Linked DNA regions of Homo sapiens: region 1 is linked to region 2. A link is a loop called in an ENCODE intact Hi-C map of the cell type or tissue named here. Cell type or tissue: heart right ventricle. All regions are shown on one strand.

What was found. A loop is a pair of places that touch in the nucleus more often than their neighbours do. Peaks named below come from ENCODE experiments on the same cell type or tissue, not always from the same donor. Only the 100,000 strongest peaks of a DNase experiment are listed, where the experiment ranks them.
Region 1: it touches region 2 in a loop (2.1-fold over the local background); 8 of 110 quality-filtered maps call a loop at or near these places.

The regions. Positions count from the first base shown.
Region 1 is chr7:31,778,946-31,786,945 of GRCh38, reverse strand. The region is part of intron 16 of PDE1C (phosphodiesterase 1C); the gene reads left to right. Among named protein-coding and RNA genes, the nearest start is that of PPP1R17, 96 kb to the right of the region's middle. RefSeq lists a silencer at 4,275-4,324. In heart right ventricle, a CTCF peak has its summit at 4,350 (motif pointing left); no DNase peak of the experiment used is centred here.
Region 2 is chr7:32,034,922-32,042,921 of GRCh38, reverse strand. The region is part of intron 2 of PDE1C (phosphodiesterase 1C); the gene reads left to right. Among named protein-coding and RNA genes, the nearest start is that of PDE1C, 31 kb to the left of the region's middle. In heart right ventricle, a CTCF peak has its summit at 3,365 (motif pointing right); no DNase peak of the experiment used is centred here; H3K27ac peaks cover 3,209 bases.

The DNA of each region.
Region 1 (8,000 bases), 260 kb after region 2:
GATAGATAGATAGATAGATAGATAGATAGATAGATAGATAGATAGATAGATAATATAATATATTTTCTTCTTTCTTAACCTATGAGCAGAGACTTTGATGATGGAAATTACTTTGTAACATTCCCCATGGAGCCTAGGAAAAACAATAGAAAAAAAGCATGAAATCTTTTTCTCATAGTGAAATAGAGAAGATTCTAAGATTGGAAATCTGTGTATGTGGTGTTCTATCCCAAATAAAGAGAATTTAGGGAATTCAGGCAACAATTTTTTTCCTAATTGGAAACTTTGTTCTGATCCTGAGATGCCCACACACCCCACAGGAGACGCAGTGCTGGCCCACCACAGTGTTTGGAACACGGTCAGCATTCAGGAAACACATTCAAAATCGTCTAACTGAATTCCACTATCCACTTGTGAATGCAAACAAAATTCAAATTTCCCTGAAAATTTATTCAACTTCTATATGCCAAGCACACTGCTAAAGGCTTATCTTCTAAGTATATGCAGGCATACCCTACTCACACAAATAGCTTATTACCAGAGATAGGAAATTGCAGGTAATTTGGGAGAAATTGTCATAGCCAAATTTATGGAAAAAATAAAATAAAAACTTCTCTATGGCCTCTTGATTTAAGAAAAAAACAGAACAATACAAAAAAAAAAAAGCACTAAAACAGGATTTATCTGAGAATGTCTTTCCAAAAGGGAAGATGACACCAATCTATATAAAACGTCAGTGGATTTACTGAGAATCCGAGTGGAAACTTTTAAAACCTTAAACAGACTCTCCTACAGCAAATAGATTCTCTATGTGCAGCATGAGGAATCACTGCATAGTTCTGCTCCACCAATAATATGATTGGTACAGCACCAAACCATGGCAAAGTTAGATGTTAAAGAACATAATGTTGCAATAATGATGTTATATTGGATCTTATGCATGAACAAATGGAAAGTAATAATTTATCAACTGTGATCCATGATTAAAGGCCTCATTATCACTAAGAAAATGAACTTAATGAAAAAAATTATAATGAGCAATGACAATATTCCTATAAAACCTCCCTCTGGGTATCAAGAGACATATTACCTGCCAAGGCCAGATTTTACTTTTTAAGGTTTCCTCTCTCTCACCAAAGACACTAGTGGGCACAGAGGTGACACTAGAGTTAGAATGTTACCAGAGTCATTTGCATTAGACAGTTTATCTGATCATGAACATGTTCCCAGGGAGATTAGAAAAATGGGAAGCAGGCCTCTAAAGATCCTCCTTGGACATTTGTAAAAAGGCTGGCTGCTTCTCCAGGAATGTCTGAATTAAGCAAGAATTGTGCCACTGAAATAGCTTCTTGTTTTTATATTAAACAAGGAACGATTGTGCAGTGGATGACCTGGACTGAAAGATGTATGATGGTCAAGTTTAAACATATTAATTCCTGATTGTTTTCTTAAATACCCACCCTAGTCATTTTTTGGAAAATATTGCCAGACATATTTGACATGAATTCATGTTTATTCTGGCTTCTGTTCCCAAGCAGAAGTGGATTAACCCTGGCAATGGCTGGCTTCACTAACTGTACTTGCACCCAGCCTGGGCTGCCATCTGCTCAGCCAGGAGAAGCAGGGAGTGGGGTGTGGGCCCTTTAAGTTCGCTCAGGGCACACTCATTCAGTCTCCCCTGAGGAGACCTTGTCCCCCTTTGTGGGGTGAATGCTGGCTGTTGCAGGCCAGAGGCAGTGCCAACTGGAGACTCATCCTCTCAGCTTTGGTCAGCTTCAGCCACGTATTCTTCATGAGTGCTGGCTTCTGAACCTGCAGGATCATTTCTCAGTCAGTTTATGGTGCAGGGTAATTCATTTAAAATAAAGCCCATTAAAACCCCATGGCTATAGAATGGGTTTTAAATAGATTGTCCTGGAGACACATCATTGTATAGTCTTTGCTTCCCTCTCATGACCTATCTTGGAGTAGAATTTGTGTACTACTGTCCTTGTCTTTGAGTGGGTATATGTGTGATGGTACAGAAATACAGTCACATATTATATTAATATATATAGATGGATAGGAAAAACCTACAGCCATAGGTATTGTCCAATAACTGATTCTAGAGGTAGAACTATAGAGTATACATTTCCTTTTTTCTTGCTTTGATGATATTTTTATACAATTTTATATGCTATAAAATTTTCAAAAATATATTTGCTATTTTCATTTGTAGAGCTTGGTTAGGTTTTTATCAGCTCTTGTGCCCACTGTACAACCAGATTCCCCTCATCTAATTTAAATGTCTTCCCTTTTTCAAACTCTCCTTTATGTTTTCCTTTTTTTTTCCTCCCATTTTTCTACCCTTCACAAATTCCTTCTTTTGCTTCTGTCCAGGTAACCCATTCTGCTTGCAGTATCATTTTAGCACGTACAAACACAAAATAATGGGAAAAATAAAAGCACCTTGTTCCATGCAATTCGTATGGGAAAGTTTTGGGTGTCAAAGGTCGCTGGGGATAGATGGGGAGGCAGAAATAGCTTGGGAAAAGGAAGCAGGAAAAAAGGAAATCTTTATGGGAAATCAATTACCCAAAGCAAGGTGAGTCACCTAGAGGTGAATATGATGTTGTTATTGTCCTCCCTTAGTGTACAGCACAGTTTTTGCTCTCACAGGGTTTTTCTCTTTAGGATGCGTAGCACCCTATGCATTAAATACATAGCATCCTAAAGACACCCTACTCACCTTGAGTCTGTAGGCTCTTTCCTGATGAGGGCACTGGCCATATATGAATGGAAAACTCAACTCATCTCCTCAGCTTTAGATGTTGCTGCTGTTCAGCTGGATTTGTGAGAAATATCTGGATTACTATCAAGAACATTTAGCAAGACTCAAAAGAGAGAGGCAAGCAGAACCAAAACCCAAACCTCAACCAATGACTAGCTGAATAAACAATTCTTTGGAGGAATAAGGAAGGTATTTCTGGATGTATTCTGAGAATGCTCTTCCAAAAGGGAAGATGGTAATAATGGACTTGTTTTGATTTCATGGTTGTGATAGAATGTACTTCCATGATGTGAAATACACTTCTGGCAGATAAAATGCAGGTTGTAATTTGCATTTGTACATCACAGGGTAAAAGAATGGCCATCCATTCTGAGGAAGAGTGTTCTGTTCTCTAAGATGCTGCTTAACCAATGTTATCCAAATGCCATAGCATCATATCTCCAAATACAAGATTAAATCATAAGGATTCATGTAAAACAGAGTATACTGAGCTGTTCTCAGAAAAATTAATGATGTGTTTATTGTAAATCTTTATTGCACAGATGAGCCTGACAGTCCTTCAATGTATAATTTTCCCCCAGCATCTAGTAATGCATAAGTACTTGTATGTTCTTCTGATTACCAAATAAAAACAATGAGTTAACCTCTTAATTGGAATTGGAAAAATGAAAAGACTTTTTTTTCTTTCTTTGAATGTTTCCCATTGTTGTCCATGTTCTGTCTCAGATATAGAGCTGTCCAAACTCAGTCAACCATCTGTCTCTTTTGTATTCCCTTAAACGTCTCATAATACCCAGGCACCAAGTGCCTTTGCCTGCATGCTGAAAGACATACACAGAGTATGACTATATCACGTTTCATTTCACCTTTTTTGACTGTGAGGGATGAAGTAAATGGGTTATCAGAAGCTTATCAGAGGCATAAGAAATCTCAGCATTCATGGAATTAAGCTGGATTCCATATGTTTAATTTTCTTCAGGGTACAATGATATGGTTTTACAGCCCTGTGATGCTAGCTTTCTGAATTGCAAACTTTTTCTTTCTCCTACTCTTGAAAGGGGTATATTTGGCAATATTTTCCTGCTCAAGCCATGAACATAAGGAGTCTGACTAGGGAATGCAGATGTTCCTTGACTTACCATGGGGTCACGTCCCAATAAACTCATTGTAGGTTGAAAAAACTGTAAGTCGAAAATGCATTTAATATGCCTAACCTACCAGCTGTGTTTGAATCATAGCTTAGGCTATCCTGCCTTAAGCATGCTCAGAACACATTATCCCAGAGTTGGGCAAAATCGCCTAACACAAAGCCTATTTTATAATAAAGTGTTGAATAGCTCATGTAATTTATTGAATACTGTTCTGAAAGTGAAAAACAGAAAGGTTATATACGGTTTCTTCTGAGTGTGTATTGCTTGTGCATCATCATGAAGTCCAAAAATTTAAGTTGGGCCATCATGAGTCAGGGACTCTGTGTAGTCATTCATTACTCCCCTTTGTGGGGATAAAAGTGGTTTACATCCTTTATGGCATCCAGCCTGATGCCTTCAAACCGGCCTCAGAGAGAGAACCCTCTAGTGGTGATACTGAATATTACACAAATACCACCCCTTCATCAGGGCCTCCTGGTGTATCGTTTCGCATGGTATTATTGCTCTGATGAAGGCGACTGTGATGTTTCTCCAAAGCAGCCATGCTTGCCATTCACTGAAACATATTTTTAATTTTTTTCTTAAAGTAAAAATAGAATTTACTCAATTTGGAAAGTATCGACAGTATAATAGGAAACTTAAAATCACTTGTAATACCCCATCCAACAATTAATCATTGTAGATACTTTATTTTCTTATGATCTTTCGCTATGCATTTTTACACAGTTAAGGCCATATAGTATAGTTAATTTTGAATTATGGTTTGTTCACACAACATTGGATTGTAAGCATTTTCTTGTGAGTGTTTTTTTAACTTCTCCATTAATATAATTTCAATAGCAGCATAATATTTTATTCTGTGGCTCTAGCGCAATTTACTTAACCACCTCTCTGCTGTTGGGCAATTAACTTATACGCTTTTATTTTATTTTTTGCAGTTGTAAATAGCAGCAATGGAGCTCTTTGTACATAACGCTTTGTCACATTTCTGAATATCTCCACTGGACAAATTTCCAGATATACAATTACTGGGTCACAGGTTGTTAACACTTTTTTTAACTCCTCATTCATATGTCCAATTCAAGTTCAAAGCACATTCAAATATTTTGAAAGCCACATTTAAATAGCTTGTGGTGTTGTATCTCTGAATAGCTCTTGCTTTTAATCATTCTTCTTTGTGATGAACAGACATATTCAAATCACACGAAACTAAACCTAGTATTGATGGTGGTTGTATTGTGCAGGAAAAAAGCATTAAATACTCTGAATATGCAGCTCTAATTTATATACTCTTGGTTGATAACTCTTAGGGCAGTGTGTGGGGGGTGGGGGGTGGGGCGTTGAAGACCTCCAGACTCTTTCAGTGTTCCCACAGCCTGAAGCAGAACTTGGACTTTTACTGATGCTCTCTCTTCAAAGCTGTAAAGGGGCAAAAACGATGATTTGTTCTGAGGCTTCAGGCAATGGCTTGTTGCCCTGTGCCCCAGCCCAAATGGAACACAAAGAAGATGTTGGCAGATATGCTCAGCAATAATGATCAGAGGTCTGTGGGTATCAGAAAGGCAGTCATTTACAATATGCTAAAACAGAGAAATTGAAAATGGCCAATAAGTTGACAGAAACTTTCATACCTCAGCTTTTCAGCATCCTCCTCTGCCCTGTGGGATCTGGTTGTACTATAATAACATTGCTATTGCCAGACCATTAATAATGATGATGTTTGGTCTCAAGAGCTCTTAAATCACCCTTTCTCCAGCAGGCATAGGCTTGGCCAGGCTAACCCCATTTTGCAGAAGGGAAATTATTTGTTTGAGGTTAAGCTGCAAATCACTGTGCTTTAGCACTAACTTTGTGAAGTCCCGAGTCTTAGGTGTGCGTTCACCCTGAGGCGGGTAGCCTTAGTTGTCACTTCTATCACTGTCCTCTTCTCCACACTCTTGATGAATTGGATTCATTGCCCTCTAGTTGAACCAAACAAGGACATTAATTTGAAATATCTGAAAGCTATTCATTTGTCAAAGGATACCTCAAGTCACATAAGCTGCAGTGGTGACATCTCTGCCCCTAGCTGACGGATTGGGTTGTTTACTCCTTAAATGGCCACATGCTGTGAGTCAAGGGAAATGTAATTCCTGACCTTAAAGTGTTTATTTCCCAAAGATGACAGATTACCTACTTAGACACACACACACACACACACACACACACACACACACACACAAATGCACACGTGCACACACACGCATGCGCACATGCACATACACACACCTTTCTAAAACAAATAATAAAAACTGTGTTGTATGACACAGTTTGCTAAGCACTGTCATGTGTGTACTCTTACTTGATGCTCGCAATTATTGTCCTGACATTGATGTTTTCTCAATTTCATAGATGAGGAAAATGAAATTTAGCAATAGCAGCATTGACATAGTTGTTTGTTCATTTGCTTTTATTTTACCTCATTTATCAGATATTTGAGAATTCTAAAATCATGCAAATTTAATACATTGCTTTTTTAATGATTAAGTAAATGGAATAAAACCAGAGTCACAAAGTAGAGCTAGCATAGATGGAACAAACCAGGGCAAATGTTAATAAGCAGACGTGCAGTCTAAATCGGCCTCCCCTGATTCCTAGCATTATGCCATAAACTGGGTCTAAGCTTTCTGGAATCTTAAGTTTAAATGGAAATAAACCATTTACAAGATTCACATCCGTGAGGATGAGCACACCAGTTGTTTCAGAAGAAAGTAAGGCTTCCCTCCCGACAACTGAAAGAAACATCTCTGGGTATTCAGTGAAGGCAGTGTTTCTCATGGCTGCAGATCAGGCTCACCTGGGAACATTAAAAAGTCCTCATGCCCAGGTCCCACCCAGACCAACTAAACAGCATCTTGGGGTGAAGGGTCAGGTGTCAGCATATTGTTTAAGAACTCCCCTGATGATTCTAATATGTAGCCAGGATTGAAAACCACTGACAGAGTAGATTTCTACAATGAATCCAAGAACCAGTTCCATGTGGTGGGTGGTCTGAAGCCTTCTGTGTGCATCATACAGTACAGTTTAGAAGCTGGGTCAGGACTGGCTGTTCCCACCTGGTTTCTGATGTTCTTCCTGGACATGAGAGGGAGCAACGGAAGGGTGAAGTGCGAAGGGCTTTAGAAAATGAAACTCAGATGTGTTGGGTATTACTCCCATGAGTGGAACTTTGAGTAAAGTGATAGGTAATTTGGTAGCTTCCTCATGGAAAGAGATTTCAAGAACACATCCTCAGTGAACTGGAAGCCAGTGGGAGGCTGACTCAGAACCTAACCCCCCGCCAATGGCCCGTGGCAAAATCAAAACCAGTTTTATTTTATGTATCCCCGCCTGCTACCTGTATATGGCTCATGGTTATGAGAGGTGGGATGGCTTCATCCCTGTCCTGATATATTGGGCATCTCACCAAGCTAACAGAGAAAATAACAGCATTTCCAGAAGGCCTTGTAGTTCTGCTTTTTCACTGACTCAAGGTTCCCAGAGTTCCCTTACTCAGTGTTTGCAAAGAAGACACCAAGGGGATGAAAAGCTACCTCTACGAAAAGCTATCAAGCTGCAGGCTTTTGGAAGATTATAGTCAGTTATTTTTTAAAAAATTCCACCAAGCATTTCTATGAAATAACCTGGCAATAGCGTTTCTACAGGTAGCAACATTGGAAGTTTGTGGTCATTGAGCACTTTGCAGTTTTTCAGGTACTCATGTAGGCAACATTAAATTTGTTCTCTCAACTTCACAAGAGTATCCACAGAAAGCAGAATGCCACACTTTTCGTTAGTTCGACAAAAGGAAATTTCTACCACACAAGGTGTTCCAAGCCTGTTTGATGATGGGAATCACCTGGGCCACCTGTGAAATACCCAGGTCCCTAAACCTCGCCTCTGGAAGTGCTGGCTCCGAGAGCTTAGTGAGGCCTGGGAAACTGGCTTTGTTTTTCATTTTTGTTAAAATAATTGTCCCAGGTTTTTCTTCCTCTTAGACAACTTTGGGAGACTGTGCTTGAAGGAAACCCAGACAATGGGTTGGTTAAGAAGCAGCAAGA
Region 2 (8,000 bases):
AGATTCAATCTGAGAACGAATGTGGTCTTTGGCTCAAAAACAGTATTCTCTGGTTCCAGTTACTGAGGTCCTTCCAGGAGGAAGTCTAGGTCACTGAACAACATCTGCAGTGATGGTGGGCACTCTCTGCTGTTTAACTGAATCACCAGAAAAGAACAAAGCTGCCAGTTAGCACAGAGATCACTGGGCAGGTGACATAGTCTGTACCCCATATATATTGTCCTTTAGCCCCTAGCCAGATTATCCTTGGTTTACAATACTTCTAAATTCACTTAATTAATGAGAAGTAATCATGGGACATTAAAAGTATTGCTAAAGCACAAACTTTGGCAAGCACATAGGTATGTCCAGAGGGCCCCCTACTGATTGAAATCTATTGTGTGTCTACAGTGTGCCAGGTGCTTTACATGCATTTTCTCATTTGATCTTCACAATGATCCTGTTTTACAGAAAAGGAAGTCATGGAAAAGAGGTAACTCATCTGAGGTAACTCAAATGAGCAGACAAATGGTCGGGCCAGGGTTTAAAGGCAGGCCTTTCAGACACTGAAAGTTTCTTGAGTTCTTTCTATCCCTTTGGCTTTATAGTTTTTTTTGTCTGTTTTCTGTTTTTGTTTTTGTTTTTAATGGAGTCTTTCTCCATTGCCCAGGCTGGAGTGCAGAGGCAAGATCTCAGCTCACTGCAACCTCTGCCTCCCCAGTTCAAGCGATTCTCCTGTCTCAGCTTCCTGAGTAGCTGAGATTACAGGTGCATGCCATCATGCCCAGCTACTTCTTGTATTTTTAATAGAGACGGGGTTTTACTATGTTGGCCAGGCTGGTCTCAAACTCCTGACCTCAAGTGATCCACCCGCCTTGGCCTTTCAAAGTGCTGGGATCATAGGCATGAGCCACTGTGCTCAGCCTGGCTTTATAGATTTTTACAGCTGTGGAGCCCCTCCTTTTTTTTTCTTCCCCAAATGAAGCAGCTTAAAGCTGAATAAATCAACGTCAAAAAGATCTGCCTTTGGTAGTTCATTTCTCTACTCTGCCAATTGTTCTTTTCTCTTCAGACATTTTATGTTTGAAAGTTTTCGTATTTGGCCTTAACCTAAAAGTTGAAGCTCTCAGGAAAGTTTAATGAAGACTTAACAAAAAAACAACAAGCTATATTTAAGTAATGTGATTGAAAGGGAAAAATCCTCACCTCCACCACCAGGTTCTTTTTTCAAAATTGTCTATTTTCGTACTTAACAGCTAAAGTGCTTTGAAGCGATGTGATCAGTCATACATGAATACATAACTCTTTATGCATAAAAAAAGTAAATAACAAAAATAGAATCGGATAAGAGAAAACATGTTCTGTATTTTTCTATCCTCTGATTTAATACGATACTGCCTTTTCAAAGTTCGTGAGGTCACTGCCTGAATTTTTCCCTTTTCTATTCCACAAGTGAAGTCACACTCAGCTCTGCTTTGTTTATTCTCATAAATTTGGGATGTCGAGGAGAGGGGGCTGGAATGATGAACTTCTAAGCAAGCTGGAGGGAGTATGGCAAGATGAGAACATGCTTTGGAAGGGTGTGTCTGTAGTCTTTGCCCTGCCATGAAATTGGAAGAGTATAGGGTTGGAATACAGAGCAGGGGTTTGGAGTTGTCCATACTTGGGTTAAAATCTGAGTCCTGTCGTGAACCTGGTGAAATGCTTGTGTGGGTTTCCCCTGCCTACTGGAATCTGTTTCTTTTGGTAAATGGAAATAGTATTTGCTTCCTAGGGTTCTTGTGAGCCTGGAATGAAATAGTCTATGTGAGGCACATAGGAAGACTTTGGTGTGTGGAAAGTCCTTAGTCACTGAAGTCTTGGGACTTCAGTACCGGAATTCAGTGACCACTATGCAGAAGGCTTACACTTTGAGATGATACAGGTGGAAGTCTTGGGTCATCTAAGGGAACAGGTAGGAAGCAGACAGGTCTTGTTCTTCAGGGGCTCTGTGAGGCAGAGTCTGGATCTTATTTACTAAAGCATGGAATCAGCCTTAACAAGGGATTGGTGACTGTCTTTTGGGGCACATGGAATAGGACTTAAAGAAGATTGGGGTAGGTGGGGCAGGAGATCAAGCTACGTAAGGGCAATAGGCATTGGGACATGGACCTTAATTAGGAAAGGAAAATTTTGGAAGGGCACAGTCTCTTGTGGCCATAGAATATCTTTCTACGGGAAGGCATTTACAGTTTGTCTTCATTTTTAGTTTTCTATTTTGAGGAAAATTTATGTTCTTTAAACTATCACAGAGTAAACAACACTGTATTTCATTGATTGAGAGTATACATTCTTGTGTCAGAATGCCTGGCTTCTGTTCAATTATATTCTAAGCATATGACCTTTAGTAAGTTACTTTATTTCTCTAAGCCAGTGGTTCTCGACTGGGGGTGATTTGGCTGATTTGGCCCTACGAGGGTATTTGGCAATGTCTACAGACAGTTTTTGGTTGTCACTTCTGGATATGGGGTATATTACTGGTATCAAGTGAATAGAGACCATGGATACTGCTAAATAGCCTATAGTACATGGAACATTTCCACCACAACAAAGGATTATCCAAAATGTTAGAGTGCCAATGTTGAGGTACATAGTTCTAAGCTGTACCTTCTTCTTTAAAAAGAGAATAACATACTTACCTTGTGGGTTTGTTGTAAGGGTTAAAAGAGATAAAGATTAAAAGTGTTAAGTGTATATCCTGGCTTTTAGTAAGTGTAAAGAACATTTTAGCAATTGTTATCAATGTTACTATTTTGACTTATTGTTGTTTATGTAGTAAATTTATGACTTATGTTTCATAAATGTAGCTGACAAGATTTTATAGGTGTATTAGATACATTTACATTTCACAAGGAAAATTTTTAGACGTACTTTTAATCATGCTTTGAAAGAGATTTTAAAGTTGTCTTGAAGGGTTAATATTGTGTGGCTTATATAAACACAGTATACTACGTTCTGAAACAAATTAGAAATCATAAGTTCCACATGCTATTGTATTTTACTAGTCCTGAAAAGCACAAAATCACAGGTCTTAAATGAAACACTTTGGTATTGTTGCACATTGTTACCTAGGAGGCAATAAAACAAAATATATTTACTGGGAAATGAAGTTCCATCCCTTACTTGTGGGGGTAGAGACAGTAAATTATAATAGTGATTTCAGTGAAAATTAGTAGGTACAAAGCAAATCACAATATAAATGGGAATAGATTCCTACTTAGTATACCCTGACAACACAAATATCCCTAGAAATTGATAAAAGTCCAGTGCTTCTGAAAGCATGGCTGAATGTGGAGTCACAGGCAAGTTCCTTCCTGCTGCGAGGTTCTGAATCGCGGAGCTCTGCCACCAGGGGACAGGGTCGTCCCCGTTGTCCTGCACTCTGGTATGTACATAAATGGAGGACTTTGTGTTGACTTTTCTACAATCAGTTCTTTAATCTTTCAGATGTGTTCCACCATTAGATCATAATCAAGAATTCTCAGAATTAGCACTGCAATTAAAGCATGTGAGAACCCGATGTGAGCAATATGGACTGTGAGATGTGCAATCATCCTTCTGCTGTCATACCAAATTCATAATCCTACATCTTTGATAATTTTGCCATGATTTTTTGGATAATTTTAGTAACTACAAGTGTGCTCTGTTGTTTGTAATAGTACTATCTTTACTGATCACCCCTACTCACTCATGACCCATTATCAAGAAAGTAGGTTAACCCTTAAGGTAATGCAAACAGTGCCTGTTTGCTGGGTAAACAGAAGCCCCATTCCTTCAGAGGACATAATGCTACTATTTGGGAATGAAGGTACTTAATAATAACAATATAATACTGGTGATGAGGATGATGATGGTGGTGCTGATGGTGGTGGTGGCCCATGAGCACAGTTATTGCTAACTTCATACTTTCACCTGTTTGCTTTACATCTGCTTTTCTTTCCTGCTGATTCATTCTATTGAGAAACATGTTCTGGGAGCATGATTTTGAGATCTGACAGATGAGATTCTGATGAAGCCATTGTAAAGCTTAAATCGCTTCCCATTTAGCATCATTATTTTGAATAGAAAGAAATGTTTCTTAAATTAGTCTCTTGTGTCGAAGATGAATCATGTTTAAAGGGTGCTTTTTGTCTTCAGATTCATAGGGTAGATGATCCCCCCTCTTTGATATCAGTGACTTACTTTTGCCACTGGCTTGGGTGGAACATTGTAGGAGCATAATTATACCAGAAGACTGTAAAAAGGCAATATATCACTAGCATTCAGAGCATGGATTTTGGGGTCTGAGAGATGTAAATTTAAATCCATTTTCCACCACTTAAACTTTGTGATTTTTCGGCCAGTTAAGCTTATTCTCAGGGTGGGGCTTACTAATGGTACCTAATTCAAAGGGTTGTGATAAGTAAATGAGACAATGCGTGTATGCTATATGGCCCAATTCTAGATATATATACTAGCTGTTAATATAATGCCTGCCCTCCCAATAAAAATTAATGGCCACAGAATGTCTTCCTTCATCATAATTAACTCTCTGCAAAACTTGGCCTCCCTCAGGCACTTATTCTGCTTGTGCGGGAGATTAATTCTTCAGGATCTCATTTATTGGAGGATTTGTTGGAATGGGGTCTGCAATAGGCGGAGGTGGGAGAATCTGTGTCTCATGCTTCAGGATGATCCTCAAGGCTGTGAAGGCAAAACTTGCAGGTCTGCATAAAGAGGCTAAAAGAAGAAATCCAACCCTTTTATCCTAAGATTCTAGGTGTCACCTACTACTGTTATTCTTTTGATCCCTGTATTTATCTTCTAGTAGGCTCTGCAATGCATAGATCTGTGGGCAGGGACCTTATGTTTCCACCATATATTTAAAAAGGGTAGGTGAGATTTGCAAAATGAAAGTCAGTCCATGTGGTTTGCATTAATAATACTACTGAGAGATTGAACAAATTGAAAGTACTTATTTTAAAAATAAGTCATACTGAATGTTTTGAGTTGAGTGTATTTTATTTATGGAGGTAAATTTTGACCTGACTCCACTCTCAGACTCTTCATTTCACTACAGGTTTACTGAGTGGAACTATGCAATTAGTAGTCAAGCACTGTGAGACATTAAACCAAAACCAAAACAAAAAATGAAATGTGGTTTCTGCCCTCAAGGAGCTAATGACATAATTGGAGAGATATAGGACCCAGACAGGTAATTTCAATATAAGTTATTTGACAAAGGTACAAAGTCATAGAGAATTTCAATATTAAGTTCTTGGATAAAGATGTAAAGATTTAGTTACATCTGCTTAGTTTGGGGGTTCAGAAAAGTCTTTCTGTAGATGACACCTGAGGCTTAAGGATGAGTAAGAAAAACAGCCAGATGTGGAAAGGTGGTATGGGTGTTTTATTTAGAAGGAATACTATGAGCAGATAGTTCATTTTTATCACCGCTTTTGTTATCTGAGTCCCAGTCCCTGCTCTGGCTTGAGTGAGGTTTGTATGCAAGAGAAGGGAAGGATTGCTATGCTGTGGGTATCCTTGTGGGTGAGGGGCAACTCCCTGCCTTAATTACCTTATCGTGAACTAGATTATCACTCCCCTAAGGGCTGCAAGCAAAAGACAGAAAACACCTAATAAAGACCTTTCTCTACTTGAGAACATGCAGTGTGGCCATTTGGGCTATGTGGACCACTTGTCTGTCAGAATGGCCCATTTCAAAGAAACCAGGAATCACTTTAAAATAAGAATCAGGGAAAATAAAGACTCCTACAACTTCCATAAAAGAGTAGAGATTGACAGTAAATGATGAGATGTGATCCCCCCTTTTTAAATTTTCTCAGCTTTTGTAAGGCTGGTATGATTTCTTTCTTACGTAATTGATAGAATGCATCAGTGAAACCATCTAGATCTGTCTGTCTTTGTAGGAAGATAGTATTGAAACAGTTCTCAAATGGTATCAGAATTACCAGCAAGGTCTGTTAAAACACAAATTGCTGTGACCCCCACCCCACCCACTCTAAAGTTCTGATTTGGTAGGTCCGAGTGAGAGCTGTGGATTTACATTTCAAAAAGTTTGCAGGTGTTGCTGATGCTGCCTTTCTGCTGGAGCTACATGTGGATAACCTCTGCCTTAATAGGTATAGGGATATTCAGAGTTTCTATTTCTTGTTGAGTCATTCTTGGTTAAGTTGTGGTTTTTCAAGGAATTTGTTCATTTCATCTAAGTAGTGAAACTCATTGACATAATGTTGCTTGCCATCTTTTTAATATCTGTAAGATCTGCAATATCTCTTTTTCATTCGGGACATTAGTAATTTGTGCCTTCTCTTATTTCTTGATCAAGCTTGCTACTTGTTTATTACTTTTATTAATGTTTTTAAAAATCTTCTGTCCTTGTTAACTTTTTCTGTTGATTGTGTTATGTTTTATTGTGCTCTGCTTTTTGTTTATTATTTCCTTTCTTCTACTTACTTTGGGTTTAATTTGCTCTTCATTTTCTAACTTCTTAAGGTGAAACGTAGGGCATTGATTTTAAACCTTCCATCTTTTCTAATATGAGCATTTAAGCTATACAACTCACTCTAAGCACTTTCTTTCTCTGTACATCCCTGTTGCCTCATCCATACCCCTATTGTTACCTAGTAAACCCGTAGGATGGATATGCTGGGGCAGGTGAATGAATGAATGAATGTAGCTGACCTGGTAGTTTAGATGGCTCTTCCTTCATCCTTGTTTCTTGCGTATGTGGTTCTCAGACAAAGGAATTCCATTTATAGGAGAAAAAGTCATTTCTGAAGTAAACAATTTGTGAATGGAGAAACCTGTGTTTAGAAAAAGTGTGGTACCTGTGAGGCTGGCCTGACACTTAAAGAGCATGATTCCACTGCTATGTTGGCTGAATTTTCTCTGAGCTTGCCCCACTCTGGTGTTTCCTTCACAGGCCAGGCTGTCCTTCTTGTTCATTATCCAAGGGGGTCAAGATGAAATTTCTCTCCCTTCAAGTCAGTTTTCACAATTGACCAGGCACGTTAAAGCTGAAACATGGGATTACCTTTCCTGTTTTCTCAGCAGCAGCTGGCATCCATTGCCATCAGAAGCAAGAGCTGCCCTCTGCTAATAGACTCTATACACTTGGACAGAGATGATTCATACTGCTAGGATTTCGAGCTCCTGGGTCTCTTGAGATGAAAACTCTCAGATGCATAGATTTTCTGGCTTTTGGCAACTCATTTAATGAGCAAATAATTCGGATGCTCTTTACCCCCGCAAGGAAATAGGGAATTCCCTGGGAAATTTAGTTTGGGACCCATCACTGTATAAATCATTTACAACAAACGTTGATCAGAAAATATAATTTCTTTATTCTCTTCCTTTTAAATTTATACCATTGGTATTGATTGCAAAACAAACAACAACCAAACAAACAAGCTAGGTGTAAGAGTTAAAGAAAGAGGAAAGAAACGTGAAAAGCAGCTCAATAGTCAAAGACAGGTTTATTTTGGAGAATAAACCTGAGAGGGGCTTCTGGCCAATTTGGTCAGGAGCACTCTCTCTTACAGACTAAGAGTATTTAGGGGTTCAGAGTGAGAGAGTTTATCACAGGCTCGGAATGTTTCTGTGTGGAGGAGAAGTTTATTGTGGGGTTGGAATGTCTCTGGTTGTAGGGGAGTTTATCTTGGGGCAGGCATGTCTCTGGTTGTGGAGGCGTTTGTCTTAGGGTTGGAATGCTTCTGGTTGGAGATGTCATTTGTAGTTTATGGTCATGCTGACATTAGCCATTAGGCTGATGTCCTTTGGGTTGGATTTCGGTGGCTTTTGATCAAGGGGAACTTTAAAATGTTGGTGCTTTTCCAAGAGGGCAATGCTCCTGCTCTGTCACTAGGCTGAGGAGAAACTAAACTTTGCCTTTAAATAATAGAGTATGATTGTAATAATAAAAATAGCCATAATATTACTTGAAGATGCATGATAATCATGTCCTTGGCACTGAGATAAAT